2 separate regions of the Homo sapiens genome follow, and region 1 is linked to region 2. Evidence: read pairs that join two places in POLR2A ChIA-PET (ENCODE). Cell type or tissue: GM12878. All regions are shown on one strand. Links, peaks and the distances in the headings refer to the core of each region. The heading gives the core; the rest is flanking DNA.

What was found. ChIA-PET counts read pairs that join two places held together with the same protein. Peaks named below come from ENCODE experiments on the same cell type or tissue, not always from the same donor. Only the 100,000 strongest peaks of a DNase experiment are listed, where the experiment ranks them.
Region 1: POLR2A ChIA-PET joins it to region 2 with 5 read pairs; 2 of 35 experiments call an interaction of 5 or more read pairs at or near these places.

Annotation. Positions count from the first base shown.
Region 1 is chr3:121,591,755-121,607,355 of GRCh38, forward strand. It overlaps FBXO40 (F-box protein 40), which reads left to right and starts at 1,625. Exons shown (of 4, transcript NM_016298.4): 1 at 1,625-1,748. RefSeq lists enhancers at 982-2,181, 995-1,645, 1,646-2,297 and silencers at 1,568-1,862, 5,735-5,935. In GM12878, for the core only: no CTCF peak of the experiment used is centred there; no DNase peak of the experiment used is centred there.
Region 2 is chr3:121,730,899-121,746,499 of GRCh38, forward strand. It overlaps GOLGB1 (golgin B1), which reads right to left. Exons shown (of 22, transcript NM_001366282.2): 2 at 1-75. The coding sequence starts at 73. Among named protein-coding and RNA genes, the nearest start is that of GOLGB1, 11 kb to the right of the region's middle. RefSeq lists an enhancer at 63-1,262. In GM12878, for the core only: no CTCF peak of the experiment used is centred there; a DNase peak (open chromatin) is centred at 4,623; H3K27ac peaks cover 401 bases.

The DNA of each region.
Region 1 (15,601 bases), core at 4,098-6,597, 140 kb before region 2:
TGAAGTGTGGCCACTCTCACCACTCTTGTTAAACATAGTGCTGGAAGTTCTAGGCAGGGAAAAACAGCAAGAAAAGGAAGTTAAAGGCATCCAAATCGCAAAGAAAGAAGTTAAAATATTTTTGTTAACAGATGGCATGGTCTTGAAAATCCTAAGGAATCCACAAGAAAACTATTAGAACTAATAAACCAGTTCAGCAAAGTTTCAAGATACAAGATCAGTGTAGAAATTTTTTACAATTTTCAACTGCTATTTGCTCATTCCAAATAAGTTTACCTCCAAGGACATATATGTATGAAGAATCCAGGGGAAAGGTTAATTCGATGGCTGTTAATCACAGCCAAATTTAGCACATCTGCTGTTAGTCAAAATACATTCAAATACATTCAAATAACAGCTGGCATTGTGGAGCACTTGGCATGTGGTACATATCATTCATGTGCCTTATGTGTACTGACACAGTTACCTGTGGTCGCACCAAGTATCATCGCCATTTCACAATGGGGAAAACTGAAATAGAAAATGGTTAAGTAAATTTGTCAAAATCACATACCTAATCCCAGCACTTTGGGAGGCTGAGGTGGGAGGATCATGAGGTCAGGATTTCGAGACCAGCGTGACAAACATGGTGAAACCCCGTCTCTGCTAAAAATACAAAAATTAGCCAGGTATGGTGGTACGTGCCTGTAATCCCAGATACTCAGGAGGCTGAGGCAGGAGAATCACTTGAAGCCAGGAGGTGGAGGTTGCAGTGAGCCGAGATCACGCCACTGCACTCTATCCTGGGCAACAGAGCGAGACTCTGTCTCAAAAAAAAAAAAAAGAAAAAGAAAACACCAAAGCCGGGATTCTATATTTTTTTCACTCACAAGATCCTGAATGAGTTTATCTGAAGATGATAAGATAAAGAACGCTAGACTGAGAGTTAAACAAGCTCTCTGGGGCTTTCCTCTGGCTCTTCCACTAACGAGATGTGTGACCTTGGATGAGCAATTTCCCTTTTCTGAATCTCTGTCTCCTCATCTGTAAAAAGAGGGAGCTGGACTAAATGACAGCTAAAGCCTCCTACAACCTCTAATTCTCTCACACTGGATTTACTCTACACCTGGTATCTGAATTACAAACTCTCCCTTTTCCAGGAAAGATGAAAGGACCAGGGGAGGACAGACACTTACTTGTCACGACAAGAGATAGGAGAAACTGAAGCAGGACACCATGTCATTTGCACAAGTTGCTGCTTCAGCCAGTGATGGGTTTAGGTGAGGAGCATGGTTATAATTAGAGCAGCAGCCAGTCCTGAAGGCTGTGCCAGCCTCCTTCAGCACAGCTGGGCCTGCCGACTGCACATGCAGGAATCTGAGAGGCTGTTCTGGCCTTGAAAATGATCCTTCTTAAAAGGATTTTCCTCCTTCCTCAAGGGAAAGAAAACCTATTGATATAAAACTTCACTTCCCATTCAGTTTCCCCTGCTAAATGCCACTCCAGTAGAGACTGAGTGTTGATAAATACAGGGGAAGGAAAAAGTCGTAAGCTGAGCCTGGTCACATTGCCCCTTGTGATATCGTTTTATTTTTAACTTCGCAACACTTGGACTATTTCTGTTGAAGTTTTCTCTCCTTTCCCTGCCTTCCCAACAGAACGCTGTCCTCTACTGCAGCTGATGCAACCCAGCCACCTCCCGGCAATCCGCTTACTTGCAATCAAGGGTTCAGGTGCAAGCAGATGCTGACTCAGCCTGTTCCATTAAGGTAAGTATTCAAACAGGAGCAGGTGCACCATGACGAGGACATTCAGTGGTGAATATGCAGATGAAGCTGAGCCGCATATCACTTTTGTGTCCTGTGGAAGAGGATTGTTAAGCAAATTAGTTATGTAAAGATGTGGGGGAAAGGCTGGCACTGAGAATGAGATCCAGCCGTGTGTAAATTTCTGTTTCCATTTCAAGAGCAGGTAGAGTACTTGCTTTCTGACAGCTTAGGTTCTTTCTTCTATAATCAACAAGAGTAGTTATGATATCTGTAAAGTTACAACATGGTGATGGGTGGGGGGATCTGGGGAAGTGGAGGAGGTGGTGAGGAAACAAGTGGAAGGCCTAGAATCCAGGATTTCTATTCCCTTTTCTTTCTTTTTTGAGACAGTCTTGCTCTGTCACCCAGGCTGGAGTGCAGTGGCACCATCTTGGCTCACTGCAGCCCCTACCTCCCAGGTTCTAGTGATTCTCCTGCCTCAGCCTTCCGAGTAGCTGAGACTACAGGCACATGCCACCACATCCGGCCAATTTTTGTATTTTTTTAGTAGAGACAGAGTTTCACCTTGATGGCTAGGCTGGTCTTGAACTCCTGGCCTCAAATGATCCGCCCACCTCAGCCTCCAAAAGCGCTGGGATTACAGGTCTGAGCCACTGTGCCTGGCCCAGAATTTCTATTATTTATTTATTTATTTAATTCATTGTTATTATTTTTTTGAGACAGAGTCTCACTCTGTTGCCCAGGCTGGAGTGCAGTGGTGCAGTCTCAGCTCACTGCAACCTCCACCTTCTAGGTTCAAGAGAGCCTCCTGCTTCAGCCTCCTGAGTAGCTGGGACTACAGGCCTGTGCCACCACGCCTGGCTAATTTTTGTATTTTTAGTAGAGATGGGGTTTCACCATGTTGGCCAGGCTGGTCTTGAACTCCTGGCCTCAAGTGATCCACCCGCTTCGGCCTCCCAAAGTGCTGAGAATACAAGCATGAGCCGCTGTGCCTGATCAGAATTTCTGTTTTCTAAAGTCTAAATGCTGTGATCTTTTCTCCAGTCAACATTTGCTATGTTTGCTTGCAAGTCATTCTCATGTAGCTTAAAATTTCGTCTGCTGTGTCATACTACTGGTTAATAAGCACAACTGTATTTTCTGTATATACTATTCAAACTCCGCAGAGTTTAACACCTTTTTTTCGCCAACAATATTCTCTAAGTGTGGCCCTCTTCTCCCCAGCTCTCTTGAGTCCAAAATGCATCCATGAAATATAAGTGAAATATTTCTCAAGTTGAAAAACTTATATAGGCTTATGCACCAAAACCAAAGATTGTTACAAGCTTGAACAATTTTGCATATTCAGAGGGATAAAAGTAAAATGACTAATGATACTTGAGGTATCAAAAGTTATAACTTTAGACAGATAGTTTCTCGCTTCTGGAATAACTGTATAGTGTTGCATGCACTAAAAATTGGCAAGGTAAGGGAGCAGTGTTTATTTTCTTGTTTTTCACTGGTTCAAAGTTCAGCTAAGGACATCCTGGGAAGTGGCCTATGCAGCAAAAGGGATTCTGTACACTCTGACCTTTGATGTGTACAGGCTAAAGCCACCGATGCCAAGTAAAAGGAGACCTAAACTAACTATTCAGATACCTTAACTCCTGGTTCCTTCCTGCCTGTCTCTGTAACCTCCATATGTACCCCAAGACTCTGCTATAGGTGTCTGGGTTATCATTATGCCTGTTTCCTGGGCACAAGCAAATTCACTGTGTATAATCACCTAACTTCATTTAATTTTTCCAGGGCCTCCACAGCACCAAGGTCTCCAAGGTGTATGCTGGGATGCTGTCCTGGTGAAACTAGGGTGTGTTGGCTTACAAGTAACCAAGCAGACAGATTGAGTCCCAGCTACCCCTAGATAATCCAGTTACTTTAGCACTATCTTGGCCAATGCAACTGTAATTTAATAGAATAGTACTGATACAAAAGCACCAGATATAAGAATTAACTAGCTAATTCAATAACTAATAAGTATAAAGTTAGAGAGATTTCTAGTATAGGTGGAAAACTTCAGATTGTGAAGTGGAATGGATCTGGGAGAGGGTGGTTCTGTTTTAGGATACAGTGAAGGTACTGGAATCGCAGCGTCGAAGCCAAGGATTATGGAACCCAATGTGGGAATTAGCCTCAGCAAAGTGATTGTGTTAAAATCTCAAGAAGGCAAAGAGATTACTTTAATAATTATCTTTATACATTTTCTTTCCCTACAATTAAATATTTCCATAGCAGGGAAACAGGTCAACAATGCATAATTAAAGTAACTAATTAATTGGCTGGTTAACAGGTTAAGAGTTAAAAAATCTTTGACCTTTAACTTTTAACCTTGTCACTTTCACTGAAGTTAAAGCTCAGAAATAAATCATTATTGCCAGCGCCAGCCACATGAGGAGGCAGAATAGTTTAGTTACTGACATCATGTGAGGGGTGCTGAGAGGGCCCCTTGCCTAAAAATATCTCCCTGACATCAACCCTGTTTGCCTACTAACTTTAAAATTATAGAAAAGAATGTTAAAACTATTGTTTGTTAATCCCATTCTCTTTTGCTTGAGTCAGTGATTTAAATACACCTGCTATACGTGTTAGCATGACTTTGTTGACCAGCAACACTTGGTCACCACCTCCTCCTCCTTCTTCCACGCTTTGTCCTACTCTGCCCTTGGTACCATCTAAGCTGCCAACATGCCTTGGCTGTCACCACTCAGGTAGCTTTGTGTGGTGCTGTGATTTCTACAGACTCTTTCAATAAAACATCAAAGCACAATAGAAAAAAAGCACGTGACTAGAGCCAGAGACTCTGGGAGCATAGGCAAGACATTTCACTTCTCAGAGCCTCAGTTTCTCCTCTAGGAAACAAGGAGGTTAAAACAGACCCTTTCCTTTCAAAATGAGGTCCTTAGACCATCAGCTTCATCTGGATTTTGTTACAAGGAAAGAGTCTCAGGCCTCACCCTGGTCCCACTGGATCAGAATCTGCATTTTAAAAAGTTTGCCCGGGTGATTCCTTTGCATGTTGAAGTTTGAGAAGCTATGGAATATGGATTTCTTAATATCTGCCTGATCCAGATTTCGGATTCTGTGCCTGTCAAGTGTTTAAAAGAACAAGTACTTTAATCCCCTGCAAACAATCTGGCAGTGCTCAGATTATCTATTATAAATCCAGCCCACTGAGGTCTTTTCTTCAATGAGGCCTACATTAACCTAAGTTGAAATGATTTCCTTTTCACCTTAAAAAAAAAAGCAGCCCCAATTAGCATACATCTGACACCACTCTACTTTCTTCCTAAATTTGTTTCAAATTACTCTCGCAGCTTTTAAAATGCTGCCTTTTTAAGGGTTCAGTTTAATTCAGTTCAATCCTATTCAATGTTCTCGTTGACTGAGTGCTGGGGGCAGTGTTTGCTCTACTCACTCTCAGTCCCTAGAAGCCCATTTGGTGGGTCCTTAAGAAGTATTATCACCCTCTGTTGATATTCCGGTCAGACCTCCTTCCACTGCCTGCACACACCTCGCTGGCGACAACACTTGTGCCCATCATTGGAACCTCTCTCACCATTCTCACCATCACAGCAACTTTGCCAGGTTCTGCCAACTGCCACAGCCAATCACAAGAGAGAAGGCAAGTCTCAAGGACCACACTTTCCTTTTTTCTTGATGAGCAGAATAATGCAGATGAGCAAAAAAATTTACAAATTTTGGCCTAGGAAACAAAGATGCCTTCAAGTTGTCTTTATGGCATCTACAAAGTTTCAGTCCTAAAGCAGTACTATTTGAATTCCTAAGTGCTTAAGGAATGGCTCGTGGTGATTAAAGGGGGCCGAAAGTGGGGGGAAGTGTGGAGGCTTACATTCTTAAAAGAGTGAGGAAATAATTTTTAAAAAATAGAATTTGAATATCATCAAACTGACAGTGGAATATAAGATACATTGGAGTGAGGGGGACTGAAAATGGAAAGACCAGACATGGCTACAGGAGGGCAGTGGGAACACATGAAGGCCTGGAGGAGGGAGGTGACCATGAGAATGACCTTCCTCATAGAGTGACTCATCTATTACACACTCCCTATTTCATCTCATTGGATCCTTGTGCAACCCTATTGGTTATTATAGGCCCCCTTTTTTTTTTTTTTTTTTTTGAGACAGAATTTCACTCTGTTGCCCAGGCTGGAGTGCAGTGGCATGATCTTGGCTCACCACAACCTCTGCCTCCCAGGTTCAAGTGGTTCTTGAGCCTCAGTCTCCCGAGCGTCTGGGATTACAGGTGCCTGACACCACACCCGGCTACTTTTTTGTATTTTTAGTAGAGACAGGGTTTCTCCATGTTGGCCAGGCTGGTGTCAAACTCCTGACCTCAAGTGATCCACCTGCCTTGGCCTCCCAAAGTGCTGGGATTACAGGTGTCAGCCACCGTGCCCTGCTTATAAGTCCTACTTTTGAATTAATAAATTAGCTTTAGGTAGATTAACTTGTCAAAAATCACTCAGCTTATTCATGGGAGTGCTCATTGATTTACTTTATATTGGGGGTGTCAGGTAAGGACTCTCTGTGGAGGTAACATGTAAGCAGAAAACTAAGTGGCAAGAAGGAGTCCACAGAGCAAATACAGAACAAGAGGAGAATTCTCGTAGAAAGAGCAGGTACACAGGCCCTGTGCTGGAATAAGTGACAAGACCAGAGCAAAGTGCATAAGGGTGGGAGGTCAGGCAAAAGAGCAAGCAAGGGAGAGCTCATGCATGGCCTCATGGGCCAAGAGAAGGACTTCAGAGTTTATTTCCTTGTGAAGGGAATCCACTGGAAGTTTTAAGTTGGGGAGTAATAACCTAGTTTTGTAAATTGTGAAAAATTACGCCTTCTGCTGGTAAATATTGCCAATCCATTCTCCCCAAAATAGGAGCTTTAAAATTCCCCTGTCTTAGCAGTCAACATAATATGATTTAGATTTAAATACTACAAAGATTCATACAGAGCTAGATTTTTCTAGATGTGCTAGATGTAGTTTAAATGGAATATGAGTTGGTGGAAGGACCTGGTGTGTGAACTGAGACATGGTGCAAAATAGAAGGAGTGAGACTGATTATAAACCCATTGCACTACACCGGGTGAGCAAGGATGATGCCTGGCATTGGGCAGTGGTGGAGATGGAAAGAAGTGGGCAGAATTTGCCCACTCCTTTTCCAGATCTTTTGTCAAGGCCTTCCCACCTAATTGGCAATCCTCCCACCTTGGTCTCCCACAGTGCTGGGATTACAGGCATGAGCCACTGAACTGGGCCCAATTTACACCTTTCTGCGTGGTCCACACAGCACCACAATCTGCATCAAATCAAGTTGCTGCCCCCTTGCCAGGTGCTAAATGCTTCCCTATTTCTTTGAAAAACAAGCTATGCCTCAGGCTCACACACCTGGTCCTTCCACCAGCCTATGTTTCATTTAAACTACGTCCAGCACATTCCGTGTAGATCTTGGGACTATTTAAATCTAAACTATATTAGTTTGACTGCTAACTCCTCTAGACAGGGGAACTTTAAAACTCATATTTTGGAGAAAATGTGTTGACCATATATTTAACTGTAGTTCATTTTTAAGAGGATAGAACATACTGCTTTTTCAGACAAGAAGCAAGAATTTAAATGTGAACACAGGGGCCAGGGGTGGTGGCTCACACCTGTAATCCTAGCACGTTGGGAGGCCGAGGTGGGCGGATCACCTGAGGCCCGGAGTTTGAGACCAGCCTGGCCAACATGGCAAAACCCCGTCTCTACTAAAAATGCAAAAATTAGTTGAGTGTGATGGTGCATGCCTGTAATCCCAGCTACTCAGGAGGCTGAGGAAGGAGAGTCACTTGAACCAGGGAGGTGGAGGTTGCAGTAAGCCAAGATCGTGCCACTGCACTCCAGCCTGGGCAACAGGAGCGAGACTCTGACTCAAAAAAAAAAAAAAAAAAAGTGAATACAAGGCATAGTAATTAAAAGGGAAATGGCACCTGGATAGCCATACTCTGTCTCAGGCATAGATTTTTGTCAACCTTTTCACAGTGAAGAATTTCTATAATCTGAGTGCTTTGATCTAGTAGGTATTTCATTTTAAATATCAGAATCCATATTGTAGTGCATACACACACACACACACATGCACACACACACACACACACACACACACACACATATATATATATATATATATTTTTTTTTTTTTTTGGAGACGGAGTCTCACTCTGGTGCCCAGGCTGGAGTGCAGTGGCACAATCTCCACTCACTGCAAACTCTGCCTCCCGGGTTCAAGAGATTCTCATGCCTCAGCCTCCCAAGTAGCTGGGATTACAAGTGTGCACTATCATGCCTGGATAATTTTTGTATTTTTAGTAGAGATGAGGTTTTTCCATGCTGACCAAACTGGTCTCAAACTCCTGACCTCAGGTGATCTGCCTGCCTCAGCCTCCCAAAGTGGTGGGATTACAGGCATAAGCCACCATGCCCTGTCTAAACACACATATATATATACACACACACACAGGATCTTGCTGTGTTGCCCAGGCTGGAGTGCAGTGGCATGATCACGGCTCACTGTAGCTTCAATCTCCCAGGCTCAAGCAATCCTCCTGTGCCAGCCCTCCAAGCAGCTAAGACTACAGGCATGTGTCACACTTGGCTGATTTTTTTTTTTTTTTTTTTTTTTTTAGTAGAGACGAGGTCTTGCTGTGTTGCCCAGGCTGATCTCAATCTCCTGAGCTCAAGCAATCTCCCACCTTGGCCTCCCAATGTGCTGAGATTACAGACATTTGCCTCAGCACCTGACTTATGTAGTGCATAGTTTTTAACCCTACAACCTTCCCTTTCACAGTTATATCCTCTGAAATGCAAAGCCATTGGGCCTGGATGTTCCTTTTGTTTTCTGTACTCAGAGAGGGCACAGTATGGGATATGATCCAAAGAAGTATCAAAATAATCGCCATAAGGAAGGAGGGGCTTCTTAAGGAAGGGCATCTGGCTCCTTTACAACCTGAAAAGATTAATAATACATGTGGACACTATTCTGTGCCCCAACTCTAGCGATGGGCTTGCATTTTTCCCACACCATGTGGATCAAACACCTGTGTCTCCATGGGCCTTTGAGGGCCAAGTGTGATGTAGCAAAGAGTATAGAGTTTGAAGACAGACAGGCCTAGGCCTCTTTGTGCCTCAGAATCCTTATTCATAAATTGGAAATGGTAGTACCCACCTCACATGGTTGTTGTGAGAATTAAATGAGGTGTTATGTAAAAGCATAGGAAAGGCACTAAAATTTCATTTCTCTGCCTCCGTGACACCCAAAATGCAGAGAAATCTCTCAATCTAGGAAAGTCACACAAACCCCATGGGGGATAAGGATCCTGTTACTGGGCACAGGAACAGAGAAGATTGGGAGAACAGGTCATCTTCTATCACAAGGCAACCAATGATATATCTAATTTGATCATTTTGGGGCAACACCAGTTGGTTCCTACTTAAGGTGATCAATCAACTGTCCAGATTTGCCCGGAACTCAGGCATTTTCTGGGATATGGGACTTTCAGTGCTAAACCAGGAGAGTCCTAGGCAAACCAGGACAAATTGGTCATCACACTTACCCAGCCATGATTAGACTATCGAGAGTTCCAGATTGACCCTTATATCAGTGAGAACAATTTCCCCCCCATACACAACAAAGGCTCAGATGTGATTTGTTTATAGATGTGAGGCTATTTCATCTTCCCCCTTCCTTTCATTGTCAAACTTCTCTGGAGTGGTCTCCACTCACCGTGCCTTTCTGCTCTGTACATGTCCTCTCTCAAAGTCACTCATCGGGTGTAGCTCCAAAGCCTGGTAGGAGAGCTTTAAATAGCAACATGAAAAAAAAAAAGCGTCTTTGTTATCTCTTAAAGGGACATTTTCAAGTAACTTCAAGGAGCTGGAGAACAATAAGGCTGCACAACAAATGTTTCCAGCTTCAATAATACTGTTCCCAAGAACCATACTCCATAGTGCTGAAGGGTAAGAAATGATAGAGCTTAAGAGTTAGTCACCAGTGTCCCTCCAGCCAGACACAGCCCTGCTGCTGGGGCAGAGTTCTCACTGCACGCATAGAAGCACACTGAACTAGCCAGCCCTTCTTTTCCTTTCCAGGAACTGAGCTCAACTTAATGACAGAACAGGCTGGCATATATGAAGTTAGACTTTCCTGGAGCTGGTAGCTTTTTTCACAGAGCATTATTCCATTTGTGATTTTCCCCTTCTTTCCCACCTAAAAAGCAGCAGGGGACTCTGAATTATCCAGACTTTGTCATCATTGGTGAATTTCTCTTCTGAATAAAAATAGATGGCCACATTCTCTCAGCCAGGACAGGCCCTGACAACAATGGAGTGTATGCTTAATAGCTTTTCCTTCCTCTACAAGCAAACAACACATTTTCAATGGCCAAGGGTCCCACTGCGCAGCTAAAATGCCACACTTGCTCTGGCAAGAGCTCTTTGGGGACCTGCCATAAGCAGTGACATTGTCATCATTGTTCTTAACTTTGCAGTATCATTTGAGGCCGTAGCTCACTTTTTCCTTTGCATCTGTGACAACATAGTCCTGACTCTTTTAGCTCTCTGATCTCTCCGTCTCTGGTTCTACTTCTTCCTAATTTCCCCCAAAGCCATCATACTTGGCTATGTACTTCATGGCTCCAATTTCTATTCTGTTTTTACTTTCCCACATATGGCTTCCCCTCTCACTTGTAAGTGGATACTTCACAAATCTGCATCTCCACATTCCAGTCCCTCATCTTCCCATCCATGAGATCTATCATCCTCTCAAGCAACTTGTATTAAACTTTCAGGACCCATCTCTCCTCCCCAAATTGTTCCCTCTTTAGATCTCTATTTTTCTCAAAAATTATAGCCAACATTCTTTCTTCCTGGTTCGAAATCTTGGCATCAACTTTGTTTCCTTTTTTACCATCCCAGCCAGAAATAAAAATGTGATTCTCCCTTTGTAATGTCTTCTATGTGTCTCATCTTGACTATTTTTACTGTCATTGGTCTCACCCATCCAAGCTTCCATCGCATTCTCTACACAGCAGTTTCTAACTCTAGGTCTTCCTACTCCATTTATTCCTCCAGTACTCTTACTTAACACCCCAATTACAGTGTTAAATGGCTCCCTATTGTGTATCAAATAATTCCAGATGCTTTAGCCTAATATTTAAACATTTCCACATTAAGTCCATAATGGACTCTTTTTTTTTTTCCAAAAGTGACCTGGAATATGGCAGGAATCTACCTCTACATTACACTGCATGTTAAGAGATCAGTAGCTGGGCTCTTGGACCCAAAGATGTGTTTCCTGCTGGATCCTATTCTGCTCCATCACAGTCCATTTTTGTCCATTCAGGCTTCTATAACAAAAGATTCTAGACTGGGCAGCTTACAGACAACAGAAACTATTTGGAGACTGGAAAAGCCAAGATCAAGATGCCAGCAGATTCTGTGTCTCGTAAGGGCCTTCTTGGGTCACAGACTGCCATCTTTTACTCCTGTCCTCATGTGGTGGAAGGGACAAAGGATCTCTCTTGGGCTTCTTTTATAAGGGCACTAATTCTATTCATGAGGGTTTTACCCTGATGTCTTAATTGTTGCCAGAAAAGAGTGTCCTGATCCAGACCCCAAGAGCAGATTCTCAGATTCCCACAGGCAAGAATTCGAGGCAAGTCACAGAGCACAGTGAAATGGCAAGTTTATTGGAAACTACTCTGTTACAGTCTAGGGCATCCTCAGCAAGAGGAGGAGCACTCCATCTTTTGTTAGTGTCTGTACTTATAAGAAACTATAAAGAGGTAAATTAAACTTGGAATGTGCAGACATGCTCTGATGTGCTCACTAAAGGTAGTGGCTGTCAGTGTTATCGATGACCATCAATCCTTTAACCTCAGCTTGCTCTTTAACATTATCTTTAAGCAAAGAGGGCTGCACTGTCAGGACATCTGGACATTCTGCAGGCTTGGTGAGAGATGTTTTGTCTGGCCATAAATATTCTGTAATTATAAGTGGTGGTCAGCTTGGGATGTGGCTATTTTCAGACCATAAGTATTAACCTTATAGGTGCTTTGTGGGTGCCTCACTATTCACTGAAAGGTGACATCACTCTGGTCATAGTTCTTTTTTATTTTATTTTATTTTTATTTTTATTTTTTTTGAGATGGAGTCTCACTCTGTCGCCCAGGCTGGAGTGCAGTGGCACGATCTCAGCTCACTGCAACCTCTGTCTCCCCAGCTCAAGCGATTCTCCTGCCTCAGCCTCCCAAGGAGCTGGGACTAAAGGCATGTGCCACCACACCCAGCTAATTTTTTGTATTGTTAGTAGAGACGGGGTTTCACCATGTTAGCCAGGACGGTCTCGATCTCTTGACCTGGTGATCTGCCTGTCTCAGCCTCCCAAAGTACTGGGATTACAGGCGTGGGCCACCACGCCCAGCTCTGGTCATGTTTTATCAAGCCAGAGGCCTGGTAAATAGGGGTTCCTCTAACATATTTCCCCCTTCTGTCATGAGTGGACCCTTAATCCTAAGGGACACTGAAGGGCAGAGGTCAGTCTTCTGCAACCTCTTCCTGCTGAGAAACGTCATTGATGTTAACTCTGCCTAGCTTTAAGGGACCTGTCATGTTGGGAGGGGTCTTAACCAGAGGTAGCTTGAAGCTGTTGCAGTTAACTGGAGGAGCAATAGGTCTGTAGGTTTGTAGGTCACTCATAAGTTGATATCCTAAACATAGAAACTTATAAGAATTATAGCTATAATTATAAAACATGATATATGAGTACCATACATTGTGAATTAAGGATTAATAATAAGAATAGGGCCCAGTAAACCCTACATTCCATGCAAAACATGCAGCAACAATAAAATCCACAACATAAAGCTATGCCTATTCCAATTTTTATAGCTGGGGTGACAAAAGGAACTTTTTCCACCATGATGGCCCTGACCCAAACCACAATGTTAGCCATTATCTAAAGAAAGTGTGGGATTAGAGATGGCTTTAATTTGTTGATGCATATCTGGAGGGCCAAAGAAATATTGTCTGAGTTATTTGGGATATATATACAATATTTGATTCTGATAATAGCACAGGTTCCTCCCTGTGCCGCAGTCAGAGTATCTAATGACATTCTGTTTTGCATGATAGCCTTATGCATATAATACATTTCAGCATTTATAAAAGATATATCTCACAGGCTGTTACTTACAGCCCATGGGGTATCATTGGCAATGACCTCAACATGCCAGATAGCATCTTATAATCTAACAGATGGTAGGAAGAGTGAGGCCAAGTGGTTATACCCATGAAAAATGGATCTGGCCCACATACTGGTTATGTGGAGAAGGTTGGCTGGCTTTATTTATTTATTTATTTATTTATTTATTTATTTATTTATTATTTATTTATTTATTTGACACAGTCTCCCTCTGTTGCCGAGGCTGGAGTGTGGTGGCATGATCTCGGCTCACTGCAACCTCTACTTCCTGGATTCAAGCAATTTTCCTGCCTCAGCCTGCCAAGTAGCTGTGATTACTGGTGTGCACCACCACACCTGGATAATTGGCCAGGCTGGTCTCAAATTCCTGACCTCAAGTGATTCATCCACCTCGGCCTCCCAAAGTGCTGGGATTACAGGCATGAGCCACCATGCCAGCCTGGCTGGCTTTTTTAAATAGTCTTTGTCCAGTGACCTGGGGTCAAGATAAGCTTCATGTACAATGTCCTAGCCACCCAGAAGGCAATCATGGCCAAAGATTGGTGCCACATATCCAATGAGTTCCTAAGGGATGCATATCAGTTGGGTTTTGGTCGTTGCGACCAATCGGTAGCAGATAAGTCCATTTGTTGCAGGACTATGGTATGTTGGCATTGTCTTGCAGGAATCCATCCCATGACACAAGTAGCATTTGTCAAGGCATCAAGGGAGTGATTCCATTGTTCCTAACACAGTGGGACTACCTGACTTAGGTGTCCTGCAGAGGTGGTTAGTCATAGAAAACCATCTCAAATCTGAAGAAATCATTCTTCAAAACTGGAGTTTTTGAGCTTTTTAGTTTGGATGTTTATCTTTGGGTCTAGAAAGGAGGTGCCCAGTGCAAGAAACTTTTCTGTGGTCTCATTTACTGAGAATGGCTTCCTATGCCCAGAATTGCTAAAATTGTTATTAATTGGCCATTGGGTTACATTGTTCCAAGTCAGGCCAGACATCTGTGCTTTTGTCCATTGTTTAAGTCCCTCTAAGTATGTCTGTAAGTTATCTAAGCATGTCCCTGTGTGGGGGATATCCACCAGGGCAAGCCTGAGATGCTAGAGAAGGGCAATAGCTCACAAATCCAGCAAGAGGACATCGGCATAGTCCTGTGCCCATTGTAAGAAAAGATTTGAACCTCCAGCAATAGTGAAAGGAAGGATAGAAGCCCCAAAATAGACACAAATAAAAGAGAAGCTACATTCTATAGTTATATCCTGTAAGGACATAGATATTGCTTACCCAGAGCTGGGACAGACTCATACCAGTAAAAGTAAAAGACGACCAGGAGGAGGATCAGGAAGACTAACCTTGCCCCCAAGCTTATCCAGAGCATCACTTTGTAGTAAGAAGCTTCCAAGGATTTCTCCTGAAGAGGAAGTATAGACCTTCTACTGGCTCACAAGAGTAAACTAGATTAGCAGACTGGGTGTCAGAAGTGTAGACCTTCTACTGGCTCACAACGGTAGACTAGATTAGCAGACTGGGCGTCGGTAGCTTGTGGGGCTCCATAAGAAACAGGTTTAATTCAAGACAAATGTACCTAACTGTGAATCCCTTGCAGTTTAACTGCTATTGGAGTGCTCAGAGCACTTGATATGGACCTTTCCACATTGGGGAAAGCTGGTCACTAGAGACCCTTCCATTCAAGTCTTTAGTAAGGTTAAATACCCTAGTTGAACTGAAACAGAATTTTCCTCTCATGTGGGGAGGGAAAGCCTTTTATATCCATATTCACACAATGCATTTTGCACTTGTCCTAGATTGATAACATATTTTTGTAATTAATGAATCATTTCATCTATTAGGAGATTTGCAGTTAGGAAAGGCCTTCCATATGTTAATGCAAAAGGACTTAATTATAAGTTTCCCTTTGGAGCAGCTCAAACCTGCAGTAAAGCTACAGGCAATAGAGATAGCCAGGTCTCTGATGTTTCCTGGCAAATTTAGCCGGAGTCCTCTTTAGCCTATGATTAACCCTTTCCACCTTTCCAGAGGATTGGGGTCTCCATGCAGAATGAAGATGATATTGGATTCCCAATGCCAAGGATAGGTATTGGGTTATGCCTGCCGTGAAAGAGGGGCCATAGCTACTTTGCAATCTTTCAGGTAATCCAAACTGAGGAATTATTTCTTTTAATAAACTTTTAGATAGGCTTGGTGTGGTGGCTCATGCCTGTATTCCCAGCACTTTGAAAGGCCTAGGCAGGTGGATCACCCGAGGTCAAGAGTTTGAGACTAGCCTGGCCAATATGGTGAAACCTTGTCTCTACTAAAAATACAAAAATTAGCTGGGCATAGTGGTGCATGCCTGTAGTCCCAGCTACTTGGAAGGCTGAGGCAGGAGAATCGCTTGAACTCAGGAGGCTGAGGTTGCAGTGAGCCGAGATTATGCCATTGCACTCCAGCTTGGGCGACAAGAGTGAAACTCCATCTCAAAAAAAAAAAAAAATTGAGAGACCTCTAAAGCTCTTTTTTTTTTTTTTTTTTTTTTTTTGTGAGATGGAGTCTCACTCTGTTGTCCAGA
Region 2 (15,601 bases), core at 3,381-5,880:
TCTGATCAGTGTCATCATCTCCTGATAATTCATGCAAAACAACATTTGCTAATCCTGATAATCGGCTCAGCATTTCTGTAGGAAAAGAAGGGGGGAAAAAACCTAAGAATCAGCAAAATGAACATAGGCTTCTCCTATATTGATAACCATATCATCCGTGAATGAAAAAAGAATACTGTACAGGTGATTTGTATTAGACACAGTCTGCAGCACAATGATGTCTTCAAAAAGGCATTTGAGTACTTCCAGTGTAGTCACACGCTGTTCTTTTCAGTGGCAATTGTACAGAGGTTATCACCATCACTAACACCATTTCTAAAATAAAATGTAAGTACCTAATCGTTAAACATTAATACAATGTTAAATACCAATCTATAATTGTTAAATACACCTTAAAGGTAGTTTTTATCTTTAATGCCCTTCTTTCATAGTAGTTTCACTTACAAACATGAATTTCTTTTTTCTTTTTCTTTTTTTTTTTTTGAGACAGGGTCTTGCTCTGTCACGCAGGCTGGAGTACAGGGACGCAATCTCAGCCCACTGCAACCTCTGCTTTCTGGGCTCAAGCGATCCTGCCACCTCAGCCTTTCGAGTAGCTGAGACTACAGGCACATGCCCAAACATGAATGTCTTATTCTTTCTTCCTCTGTCAGACTGTTATTCTCTCCCACTTGTTCAAATAAACTCCATGATACTGCAACATTTTTCTTTTTATGTGCCCCATGAACCCCATTCTTTCAGAAAGCTTTCTTGATAAACCATGTGGCTTTGCTAAAATTTAAATATAAACTTTGTTCAAAATGTACAGCATTAAATGCATATATTAGAAAAGGAGGAAGGACAGAAATCAGTAACCTATGATTCTTCTATAGAAAATTAGAAAAAGAAGAACAAATTACAGCCAGTGTAAGCAGAAAAATAAAAATAAAAATCAGAGTAGAAATTAATAAAAATAGAAAAATAGAGAATATCAATAAAACCAAAAGTTGATTATCTGAAAAGATCAATAAAATTGATAAAACTCTAGTCAAGATGACCAAGAAAAAAACAGAGAAGACACAAATTACTGGCATCATAAATGAAAGAGGAAACATCATTAATGATCTAACATACATTAAAAGATAATAAACACTACAAATAGCCCTATACTTTTAAGTTCATCCATGTAGATAAAATGGGTCAGTTCACTGAAAGATTCAAGCTACCAAAAGCTCAAGAAGAAATAGAGAACCTGAATATAAATGAGTAGATATGTGTGGGTGCATGTGTGTGTACAGACACACACACACATATATATACACACATATAAATATGAAATTGAATTCATACATTAAAAACCTTCTAAAAAAAGAAAACTCCAGATCAAGGTGGCTTCATTAGTAGGTAACAAGAAACATTTAAGGAATAATACCAATTTTATATAATCTATGCCAGAAGATAGAAAAGGAAGGAACACCTTCTAACTTATTTTACCAGACTAGCATTGCCCTAATACTAAAAGCAGACAAAGATATTACAAGAAAACTAAAGACCAATGTTCCTCATGGTCACAGTCAACAAAATATTCAAATAGTCCATAAAATATTAGCTAATTAAATCCAGTAATATATAAAAAGATAATACATCACAACCAAGTGGGGTTCAAGAAATGTAATGCTAATTCAAAATATGAAAATCAATGTAATTCACCATATTAACAGACTAAATAAGGAAAACCACATAATGTCAATAGATTGAGAAAAAGCATTTGACACATTTCAATATCTATTCATGATTATGAATTCACAATAAGAATAATTCATTCTCAGCAAACTAAGAAGTGAATTTCCTCAACCTAATAAAGGGCATCTTTAAAAAACTTACAGCCAACATCATAATTAATGGTGAGAAACTGAATGTTCTCACCATATGAGAAACAAGGCAAAGATGTCTCTTACTACTTCTATCTAACACTATACTGGAAGTCCCAGCCAATGCAACAAGCAAGAAAAAGAAAAGAAATACAAATTGGAAAGGAAGAAATAAAACTGTCTCAACTAGCAAAATGATTGTCCATGTAGACTTTCCTTAAAAAACAACTCCTAGAATAAGTGAATTCAGCAAGGTTGCAGGATACAAAGTCACTATATAAAAGTCAACTGCAGGCCAGGTGCGGTAGCTCACGCCTGTAATCCCAGCACTTTGGGAGGCCAGGGCGGGCGGATCACGAGGTCAGGAGATCGACACCATCTTGGCTAACACTGTGAAACTCCAACTCTACTAAAAATACAAAAAATTAGCCGGGTGTGGTTGTGGGTGCCTGTAGTCCCAGCTACTCTGGAGGCTGAGGCAGGAGAATGGCGTGAACCCAGGAGGTGGAGCTTGCAGTGAGCCTAGATTGCTCCGTCTCAAAAAAAAAAAAAAAAAAAAAAAGTCAACTGCATTCCCATTACAATGAACAAGAGGAATTTGAAACCAATAAGAATACCATTTACAACAGCACTGAATAAACAGAGCAGGACTTGGGTAAACAGCTAACAAAATATATGCAGAATTTGCTGAATGCTGAAAACTATTGAAAACCCGAGGAAGACATAAAAAATCTAAATAAATGTAGAAATAAAACATATACATGTATTTGAACTCTATAATGTTAAAGTATCAATTCTCCCCATTTTGACCTATAAAATTAGTGCAATTCCAAACTTAATCCCAGCAAGCTTTTAGTAAACATCAAAAAGCTGACTCTAAAACATATGAAAAGGCAAGGAGTGTGGAAATTACTCACTACAATTACAAGACAGGGCAGCACTGGTGAAAGCATAGACACACAGATAAATGGAACAAAATGGAGAGCCTAGAAATAGACACATACAAATCGAGTCAACTGATTTTTAACAAAGGTACAAATGCAATTAAGTTGAGAAAGGACAATCTTTTCAATAAATGGTTGTGGAACAATTGGACATCTGAAAAAGAGTGAACCTTGACATACAACTCACACCTTATACAAAGCATATCTCAAAATGGATCAGAGACCTAAACTTAAATTGTAAAGGTTTTAGAAATAAACATAGGAGAACATTTTTGTGACGCTGAATTTGGCAATGAGCTTTTAGACACCAAAAAAGCACAATATATTATAAAAAATATTGATTAAAAATTTATCAAAACATACAACTTTTGCTCTGTGAAGACAAGGTTAAGAAAATGAAAAGACAAGTCACTGAAGCCAGGCGTGGTGGCTCACACCTGTAATCCCAGCACTTTGGGAGGCTGAGGCAAGCAGATCAGTTGAGGCCAGGAGTTCAACACCAGCCTGGCCAACATGGCAAAACCCCACCTCTACTAAAAATACAAAAATAAGCTGGGCATGATGGCGCATGCCTGTAGTCCCAGCTACTCAGGAGGCTGAGGCACAAGAATCGGTTGAACCTGGAAGGCATGGATTGCAGTGAGCTGAGATCATGCCACTGCACTCCAGTCTAGGCAACAGAGCAAGACTCTGTCTCGGGAAAAAAAAAAAAAAAAAAACAAGTCATAGATTAGGAGAAAATATTTACAAATAGCATATCCAGTAAATAACTTGTATCCAGAATCTAAAACAATAAAAATATCTTAAAACTCAACATCAATAAAGTAACACACCTGATAAAGAAATGTGCAAGAGATGTGAATAGATACTTCACCAAAGAAGATAGATGGATGGTAAATAAATATATGAAAAGATGCTTAAGTTAATCTGGCATTAGGAAAATACTCATTAAAAGCAAAATGAAATACCACTATCTACCTATTAGAATTGCTAAAATATGTATTTTTTAATGCTGGCAGGGATATAGAGCAACAGGAACTTTCAATGCCTGCAGATTAGAATACAAAATGGCACAGCTACTTCGGAAAACTGTTTGACAGTTTCTTTAAAAGTTAAACGTACATTTACCAATCCCACTCCTAGGCATCTAACCAAGTTTATAGTAGGTTTACTCATAATCACAGATTCTGAAAATAGCCAAGATATCCCTCAACAAGTGAATGAATAACAAACTGTAGCACATCCAAACAATGGAATACTACTCAGCAAAAGAATGAACAATTGATTCACACAACACAATACTTAAACCTAAAATGCCTTTTGCTACATGGAATAAGCTAAACATTAAAAGATATACATCATATTATTCTATTTATATAACATTTTGAACAAGTCCAGAAATTAACCCACACAAATATAGTTGTCAGGGCTTGAGGGAAGGAGATGTGGCTGAATATAAAAGAGCAACACAAGGGAATTTTTAAGGTGAAGGAACTGTTCTGTATGATCTTGAAGTAGTAAATTCATAACCATATGCATTTGTCAAAACTCACTGAACTGTACATTCCAAAGAGCAAACATAATTGTATACAATTTTTTTAAAACCTCAGCCAGGATGTCAGGAGTTCCAAAAATGGAATGCAGACTGTGACAAATAGATCTAACTATATTATAAATATATGATATAACCTCACTGAAGGAGATGGGGCTAACCTAAGAAACAAAAATGGTGTTTTGACTGGGTACTATAAGGATAAAGACAAAAAGAACTGACATAAACACTGTACTCTGCTTGGTAAATTTCTTTCTCACAGTGGTATGGGTTAGCAATTCTGAAACTACTTCATTGTACACTAGGGTTAAATGAGTAAGTAAATTGTAGATAATGAGATTCAGGTTTTTTACTGTCAGTGAAAGAAGTTACAAATAAGGCAAGAAAGCTAGGATAAACCCCATGGTACTGGATTAGAGTCAGAGATATCAGTATGAACTCATGTTTATTTTAATATATATGTAAATAGATAAATGCAGAAATAAGTATAGATATGTATGCATTATAAATAATCAGTTATTACAGAGAAATATATATTCTAGCCGTGTCCACTGAAAAGTCCTAGAAACAGTAACACCTCAGTAGCAATGAGCGCATCCAGATCTCGATTTCTAAATTGCCAATCTCCAATAAAAGGAACTAGGGCTCCTTGGAGAAATGGCTGCCTATCTAGGGTTGGGGCAGAGAGCCAGAAAGTAAGGAAGTGTTCAAAAAAGAAAAAGAAAAAAAATGGGGTATGTGACCAGGAGCCAATCTGAAGGAGCTCCCAATGATCAAGGCTAGAATAATTTGAGTCACAGAATAAATAACAATAATATTGGATTATATGGATTATAACCCAAATAAAAAATTAAATACCCATCAGTCAATACTGATATAAATAAATCATTAAATAAATTAATGGTAGAGACAAATCTTCCTTACAAAAGAATTCCAAATAATTTATGTAGATACGTCCCCCTCTAAAAATGGAGCTTAATTCCCTCTCCTTCAGTATAGGCTGGACCTAGTGACTCACTTCCAAAGAATAGAATATGAAAAAAGAAAAACAGCAACATCAGAGTGGTGAGACTTGGCAACCACCACCTCAACCAAGTGATCAAGATTAACATCACCAGTGATAAGTCATCGTAATATCATGTAACCCCTGATATAATGTGATGAGAAGGGTACTTTACCTCTGGGGTATTCTTCTGCAAAACCCGTAAGCCCAGTCTAATCATGAGAAAACACTGGGAAAACCTAGATTCAGGGACATTCTAAAAATACCTGACCAATACTCTTCAAAACTGTCAAAGTAATGAAAAACAACAAAAAACTAAGAAACAGTCACAGATTAGAGAAGACAAGGAGACATGCTGATTAAATGCAAAGTAGGCCGGGCACAGTGTCTCACGCCTGTAATCCTGGCACTTTGGGAGGCCGAGGCAGGCAGATCACTTGAGGTCAGTAGTTCGAGACCAGCCTGGCCAACATGGTGAAACTCCGTCTCTACTAAAAAATACAAAAATTAGCCGGGTGTGGTGGCATGCACCTGTAGTCCCAGCTATTGGGTAGTCTGAGATGGGAGAATCACTTGAACCTGGGAGACAGAGGTTGCAGTGAGCTGAGATCGCACCACTGCACTCCAGCCTGGGTGCCAGAGTGAGACCCTGCCTCTAAATAAATAAATAAATAAACGCAAGGCAGTATCCTGGATTAGGTTCTGAAACACAATAAGGACATTACTGGAAAAAATGGTGAAATCTGAATGAAGTCTACCTATAGTTTAGTTTATGGCATTGCACCTATGTTCTCTGTTTTGAAAAAGCTACCATGGTTGTGTAAAATGCTAACATTAGAGGATGCTTTGTGTATACAATAACTGTCTGTCTAATCTTCCCAAGTTGTATGTAAATCTAAGGTTATTCCAAAATCAATTTACTTTTATAACCACTGTGTAGGCTACATATTCAGATCAGTGTCAACTGCTAGTCCATAAAGTCCATGAAAATGAGAAGCATATTAATGCTTTGATAGGAAAAATCAAAATAGAACTGGACTATGCATAGCATTAGTTTACGTGATTATGCCTAATTTTACATTTTGTGATAAAATGTTATTTGGCTTTTAAAACCCTCAGCAGGGGCCGGGCGTGGTGGCTCATGCCTGTAATCCCAGCACTTTGGGAGGCTGAGGCGGGTGGATCACGAGGTCAGGAGTTTGAGACCAGTCTGACCAACATGGTGAAATCCCGTCTCTACTAAAAATACAAAAATTAGCCGGGTGTGGTGGCACGTGCCTGTAATCCCAGCTACTCAGGAGGCTGAGGCAGACGAATCACTTGAACCTGAGAGGTGGAGGTTGCAGTGAGCCAAGATTCGCACCACTGCACTCCAGCCTGGGCAACAGAGCAAGACCGCGTCTCAAAAAAAAAAAAAAACCTCAGCAAGAAGAAATATAAAAACTATTGTACAAAATAAACACTTAAATGAAACTAGGCTCTGCTACAGTTTTCTTCTACTGGGGATAATAATAGTGTTTAGGGCAGCCATGGTTCTTAAGAAAGAAGTGATGAGAGATACCTGTTTTTTTAATAGATTGTCTTGGGTAATCTAAGTAGCACATCACTTGGAAAAGATACGTGAGACAGAAATAGAAAAAGTGAACTGTTCCCTAGGAAGGCAGCGCAGGATCATATATAACTTCATATCTAAATACTGGAAGGGCAACACAGTGTCATACATGAGTACATAGGGCCATATATAACTATTTATTCAAGATATGAGAACCACAGCTATAGTCAGGATTAAAAAATCACAATTCAGCAGTATACAGATTCTAAACTTTCTTTTCAACTTTAGAGATCATATTTTCTTTGGTTAACTTTTAATGAAGGAAATGAATACCATCACTAAAGAGTTTCTTAAACATATAGATTTCTGCTAATCAAAGAAAATCATAATGGAACCTAACTTATCAAACAGAATCACTTTATCTTCAGATTTTTCAGACCACTTTGGAACAAAGAAAACAAAATAACCAACTGATGGGATTCTGAGAAGATGGGAGTAGCAAGGGGCCCCATGGATTTTGTATCTTCCTTTATTCCCACATAAAAACAGACAAAGCAACTAGGTAACAAAAGATCCATGGACAGCCTTTACCAAAAAACTACTTAACAAAGTTTCCTACAAACCCCAAAATAAACGTGGATATAGACAAACCGCCAATAGTCAAAAGATCTGGGTGTCACTGGTGTTCAACTGGGAGGAAATTGAGGGAAGCCAGAGGAGTACAACACCAAGAGGACCTCAAAAGAGCCAGTGGGCATTCACTGGCAAATGCGCCAAGCCAATTACAGAACAGTAGTTGATACAAGGAGGGGTCTTCCCATTCCAATAACAGGTACCTGCCAGGGGCCTACGAGGGCTGAAAGAGCTGAGGCAGTCTGGACCTTTATTAATTCTCAGAACTGAAGAGTTGGGGCTCTCTTCCAGGATAGGGTCCCACACTGAGGAGAATCTGCTGAGAGGAGAATTAAAATTAAGTGACTAAGGAAAGAGGAGGTCCAGATAAAGAGCAGGTGAAAGTGGCAAGGAAAGAAAGGCAGGAAATCCGAGAAATCCAGCTGCCATATAGTTGAACAATGTCTGAAAATAGCACAAGAGGAAACCTTATCAAGTTAGAAAAGCTGTATAAAATCTCTTTCTAAAAGTTCAGCAACACTAAATTCATATTAAAAATGAACTACTGAGGCCAGGCGTGCTAGCTCATCCTGTAATCCTAGCACTTTGGGAGGCTGAGGTGGGAGGATCACTTGAGCCTAGGAGTTCAAGACTAGCCTGAGCAACATAGCAAGATCCCATCTCTACAAAATTTTTTTAAAAAGTCAGCCAGGCATGGTGGCACATGCATGTAGGTCCAGCTATTCAGGTGGCTGACGTGGGAAGACTGCTTGAGCCCAAGAGGTGGAGGCTGCAGTGAGCCATAATCACACCCCTACACTCCAGCCTGGGTGATAGAGTAAGACCCTGTCACAAAAAAGAAAAAAAGAGCAACTGAAAAGTCTCACAATTCAGATACATTACTAGAAGAAAAAAAAGGAGGAAAACGATCATGATAACATCCCGACAGAAAATGGAAGCACGTCAGAGAGCCATGCTCAAAAAAACAGTTCAAAACTATAACCACTTAAATCTACTGAAGGAACTAAAAGGCATTAAAAATGACATAAGATGTGAAAAAATAAACATCAGAAATAGAAAAACCCAGAAATAAAGTGAAAACAAGAAGTGACTGAAAAATTTAAAAAATCATTTTGGAAATGAAGATGAAACTAGAAGGAACAAGAAAATGAGTAAATATAACAAACCATGTCATTAAAAAAAAGCAAAGTTGAAATGAAGGATAATTTTAAAAATCAAAAAGAAATGACCTAAAAAACTAGATATGCAACTACCTTATGACCCTCAATTCCACTCCCCAGCATTTATCTTAGAGAAAAGAAAACTTAAGTTCACAAGAGAACCTGCTGTATATAAACATTCATAGCAGCTTTATTTCTATTAATAGACGGTTAAGCAAACTGATATATACAGGCAAATGGTTAAACAAACTGGTACATACATCCCATCACATACTTCTCAGAAATAAAAAGCAACGAACTACTGATGGACCCAACAACTTAGATGGATCTCCAGAAAATTACATTGAATGAAAAAAAGCCAGTCCCAAAAGGTTACATATTATACAATTCCATACTTCTATAACATTTTTGAAATGACAAAATTTTAGAAATGGAGGAAAGATGAGTGATTACCAGTGGTTAGAGAGGGGTTGGGGTGGGAAGTGACTGTGGTCATAACAAGGCAACACAAGGGATCCTTGTGGTGTTGCAGCTGTTCAATATCTTGACTGTGGCAGTGGATACAGGAACCTACACAGGTGATATAACACTGCAAAACTTAATGATACACATACATACATATACAAATGAATATACAAGTAAAACTGGGGAATATATCTATCTCAATATCCTAATTGTGATATTATGTATTAGTTTTGCAAAATGTTACCACTGGAAGAAACAACAAAGTGTATAAAAGAGCTCTGATTATTTCCTACAACTGCATGTGACTCTACAATTGTCTTCATATTTAAAAAACAAATGAAAAAGAAATGAACTAAATGCAACATGATATCCTGAATTGAATCCTGGAACAGAAAATGGACATTAATGGAGAAACTGGTGAAATGTGAACAACGTCTGGAGTTCAGTTAATATTAATGTACCAATGTTGGTTTCTTAATTTTGTACACTGCTAATGTCACATGTTAATCTTAGGGAATACTAAGCAAAGGATACACCAGACTTCTGCACTATCTTTGCAAATTTTCTGTAGTAAACTTTCTGTAGTGATCTGAAATAATTCCTAATAATTTGTTTATTTTTAAAAAATGTAAGAAATTAAGAGTTACATAGGATTTGCGAGAAACAGATAAATATTGAAGATAAGTAATGTGAATAACAGGATTCCCTGAAGAAGAAAAGCAAAGCAAAGAAACAGCACAAATATGAAAAACCATAATCCAAGAATATTTATTTGAAAATTTTTTTTAAAAAGATTTGAAACTACATCTTGAAAGAGCCCACAATGTACCTCAGAATGTCAACTCAGAATGACCAACAAAACACTCTAGTAAAATTACTGGACTTAAAAAAATCCTTTAGGCTTTAGGCTAAAAGATCATATGACCAGTAAGATAAAGAAAAAAAAGCACTAGATTTTTCAACAGCAATGTTTTTGCCAGAAAAAAAAAATGAGTTACAAATTTAAGATATTCAAGAAAAGAAAAAGTGAGCCAAGGATTCTATTTCTGGCAAACACAAACTTTAGATATAAAAAACACAGACAAAATGTTATGAACGAGCAAGAAAATTCATGAAATATGAATATTCCCTTAAGCCTTTCCTAAAGAATTTACTAGAGGCAAAACTTGAGGCAATCCAAATGACTAAAGAAACATCATTATAAGAACTAGTGGTGAGCATTAAATATACGGTTACTAACAGAATTAAGACTAAGTAAAGACTGGAGGAGAGACAGCATAGTATGTAATGATTATATGCTCTGACAATATATAGGACAACCATGAAAAAAAATCGGGAAGAATGTGAATAGCATATGCAAAAAATAAAAAATATTTTTAAACAGTTTTCAATAATTAAAAGTGGTTGTTGTCTACGGCCATACCATCCTGAACACACCCGATCTCGTCTAAAGTGGTTGTGGTGGTGATATTCGTATCATCACTCCTAGATTACTATATGTGAAATGTAGAATTAAAGCAAATGATAATTATGGATACACTAATTCTGTATTTTCAGTTATGAAAAGAAGATACAGATGTAATACAGAAGAAATTAAGAACCCCGAAATACAAACTAATCTTTGAATCTGAATAGGAACACTCAGTGTGAAATGACAATTCAGTATTTTATATTTGTTCACATATTTTCCTAGCTCTGTCCACCAAAAAGGCTTAAAAGTAATGACAAACTGAGAAGCAATGAATATCTCTAGTGCCTAGATTGGGGTCTTGAAATACTCTTTCCCATTTTTAAAAAAGTTTTTAAAAGAAGGTTTTCTTAGAGAAATGGCTAATTCCATTTCTAAAGTGGAAATGTACAAAATGATCCTGAAACATCTTGTCATACAAGATAGGAAGCTTTCAAAGGACACAGGTTCCCATTGGCTAAAAGGATAATTTGAATATGTATGAATAAGAATTACAGCACACTGGGCCATACTGTCCAAGGTAATTTATAGATTCAATGCCATCCCCATCAAGCTACCAATGACTTTCTTCACAAAATTGGAAAAAACTACTTTAAAGTTCATATGGAACCAAAAAAGAGCCTGCATAGCCAAGACAATCTTAAGCAAAAAGAACAAAGCTGGAGGCATCACGCTACCTGACTTCAAACTATACTACAAGGCGACAGTAAGCAAAACAGCATGGTACTGGTACCAAAACACATACATAGACCAATGGAACAGAACAGAGCCCTCAGAAATAACACCACACATCTACAACCATCTAATCTTTGACAAACCTGACAAAAACAAGAAATGGGGAAAGGATTCCCTATTTAATAAATGGTGCTGGGAAAACTGGCTAGCCATACGTAGAAAGGTGAAACTGGATCCCTTCCTTGCACCTTATACAAAAATTAATTCAAGATGGATTAAAGACTTAAATGTTAGACCTAAAACCATAAAAAACCCTAGAAGAAAACCTAGGCAATACCATTCAGGACATAGGCATGGGCAAAGACTTCATGACTAAAACACCAAAAGCAATGGCAAAAAAAGCCAAAATAGACAAATGGGATCTAATTAAACTAAAGAGCTTCTGCACAGCAAAAGAAACTACCATCAGAGTGAACAGGCAACCTACAGAATGGGATAAAATTTTTGCAAACTACCCATCTGACAAAGGGCTAACATCCAGAACCTACAAAGAACTTAAACAAATTTACAAGAAAAAAAATAACACCATCAAAAAGTGGGCAAAGGATATGAACAGACACTTCTCAAAAGAAGACATTTATGAAGCCAACAGACACATGGAAAAATGCTCACCATCACTGGTCATCAGAGAAATGCAAATCCAAACTACAATGAGATACCATCTCACACCAGTTAGAATGGCAATCATTAAAAAGTCAGGAAACAACAGGTGCTGGAGAGGTTGTGGAAAAATAGGAATGCTTTTACACTATTGGTGGTAGTGTAAATTAGTTCAACCATTGTGGAAGACAGTGTGGCAATTCCTCAAGGATCAGAACTAGAAATACCATTTGACCCAGTGATCCCATTACTGGGTATATACCCAAAGGATTATAAATCATGCTACTATAAAGACATATACACATGTATGTTTACTGCAGCACTATTCACAATAGCAAAGACTTGGAACCAATCCAAATGTCCATCAATGACAGACTGGATTAAGAAAATGTGGCACATATACACCATGGAATACTATGCAGCCATAAAAAAGGATGAGTTAATGTCCTTGGCAGGGACATGGATGAAGCTGGAAACCATCATTCTCGCCAAACTATCACAAGGACAGAAATCAAACACCGCATGTTCTCACTCATAGGTGGGAATTGAACAATGAGAACACTTGGACACAGGGCAGGGAACATAACACACTGGGACCTGTTGGAGGTTGGGGGCTGGGGAAGGGATAGCATTAGGAGAAATACCTAATGTAAATGACGAGTTGATGGGTGCAGGAAACCAACATGGCACATATATACCTATGTAACAAACCTGCACGTTGTGCACATGTACCCTAGAACTTAAAGTATAATAAAAAAAATACAGTTAATCAAAATTAATACCTCTAGGAATACAAATTATAAATACACATATTTCCATGGAAAAATTATAAAATAAGTCACCAATGCTAAAACACCAGAAATAGTTGCTATTAGAAAACTTTACCAAATTGTCAAAAATGAGATAATCTAAGTGCTACAGAAGTTGCTGTTTATATTGCTCCAAAACATAGAAAAAGAAAATGAAAAATTACAAACCATCTCCCTATGAATACTGATGACAACATTCTAATAAATTTTAATTAGAATATTAAATAAAATATTAGCAAACTAAATCTGACTAGATACTGAAAAATATTATCACCAAGTGGATTTATTCTAGTAATTCAAATATCATTAATTATTATGAAATCCATTATGGAAACCCATACCACTACCACATGAGTTTCTGATTGACCCTCCCTAGAAAGGAGCGTGCCCATCAGCATCCTACTGAATATCATTGAATATCATAGCAAATGAGGAACACATACACATGAACACAGGATAATAATGATAATATTAATGGCAACAATTGAGAAACATTTAATTTAAATGCAAAGTGACTGTACCACTTTATATACTCTTTAATCTTAACAAAATCTGTAAGATAAGTATTATCATCATCCCCATTTTATAGAGGGAAACTGACACTCAGAAATTAAGACATTTCAAGGTCCCTCAGTTAAATATATAATACAATAGCAGTCAGGCAGGGTGGCTCACGCCTGTAATCCCAGCACCTTAGAAGGCTGAGGTGAGAGGATGGCTTGAGCTCAAGAGTTCAAGACCAGCCTGAGCAACATAGTGAGACTGTCTCTACAAAAAAAAAAAAAAAAAAAAAAATTTAATTAGCTGGGCATACTGGCATATGCCTGCAGTCCCAGATATTCGGGAGGCTGAGGCAGGAGGATCACTTGAGCCCAGGAGTTTGAGAGTGCAGTCAGCTATGATCACACCACTGCACTCCAGCCTGGGCAACAGAACAAGACCTTGTCTCAAAAAAAAAAAAAAAAAAATTAAAAAGATTGATAGAATAAAACAAAAAGCTATTTAAAGGAAAAATAGATTACTTTTCTCACATAACCATTTAAAAATATGTACATTTTAAGAAAGGAAAGACTAATATTTAAATGAGATAAAAATCTGAGAGAGTGCTAGAGATGTACTGTTCAGGCAGGACAAAAGGAGTCTCTCATAGATTGATTCAACAGTCTCAGAGATCCACAGGAAAGCAGGTGACATAGTGGGAAGAGCACCAAACTGGAAGCCAAGGAACTGAGTTTTCCGTCCTGGCTCAATAAGAAGCTGCATCATAGTGAGTAAGTCACCTTAAAGCGTCAGTTTCCTCATCTTAAAATGAAGACTAACAAGGACCATTCTAATGCCCCCTACTCTACAGCTGTTGACATTAAAGGAATAATCTGGAAATGTAAATGGAAGGGCATCTCACCCACAGTTGTAGGCTTTTGGTAGCTCAAAGGTTGGGAACTACAGGGCAAGAAAGCCAGTAAGTAGCCATGCTTAAGCTAAATGAAGAAAGATGGGTACTCCCCTCTATTAGGCTCACTGAGGACAGAAATGGGCAAATGTATAGATAAAAATTAATAAAGGGGAAAATATTCATAGTCATAGTCATAAATCTATGTATGTATATGTATATATACATATGTATACGTGTATGTATATATACATATGTACACGTGTATGTATATATACATATGTACACGTGTATGTATATATACATATGTACACGTGTATGTATATATACATATGTACACGTGTATGTATATATACATATGTACACGTGTATGTATATATACATATGTACACGTGTATGTATATATACATATGTACACGTGTATGTATATATACATATGTACACGTGTATGTATATATACATATGTATACGTGTATGTATATATATACATATGTATACGTGTATGTATATGTATACATATATGTAAAGATTAATAAAGGGGAATAGTCATATTCATAGTCATAAATTCATGTAAGGAATATGTATGACTGTTGGACAATGTTCTTGCTGTTATTTTATAAGGCACCAAAATAATGAATAGCAACTAAGGAAAAGAATAAAACACAGAGCTTCATGCCAAGGCCAGGGATTCCATAAAACACTAAGGCAAATAAAACAATTCCTCAGTCTATGCTGGTCACAGCTTTCACAAACCCTGCCACAGGACCTTAACACTTATGTGTTGAAGTGGCACTCAGAATTAAGTAAGTTTTATTTTCTCCAAGTCTTCACTGTTATCAATGATTATTCTTATAACAACCACCTGGTGTTCAGCATTATGCTAGGAACTATAAAAATATAAAAAGAATTATAAAGCATGTCCCTAGCCACCGAAAACAGAACAATATGCACAGGAAAATAAGCAAAATAACTGAAGACAGTGAGTGCATGCCTGTGTATATATGCATATATGCCATCTACTTTGGAATTTAAATCACATTTTCCCACAGAAACACAGAGAAGGTGGTTAGGTTTCAGTTGAGGTGACTCCTCAAACTTATTTCATGCTTATTTAGTTAAGCCTCAGTAGCTGTCCTTAATTCCTTAAATCTCAAAGTGATTTTCAACCAAGTTGAGGGGCTAATGGGTAGTGCTGTATAGCTGGAAATAACACATTCGATATTATGACATAATTTTACAATTAGAAAATGAACAACTATTTTTCATGATGCAGAAGCCACTATTTTAATTAAATGAATTTGTAAGTGGTAGCTATAACATACATACACAGCGTGACCTGCCAAACACTGCTCCAATATCTTTACACATAACTTACTTTTCGTTATTTAACTCACTTTATTTATTTATTTATTTATTTATTTATTTAATGTTATTTATTTT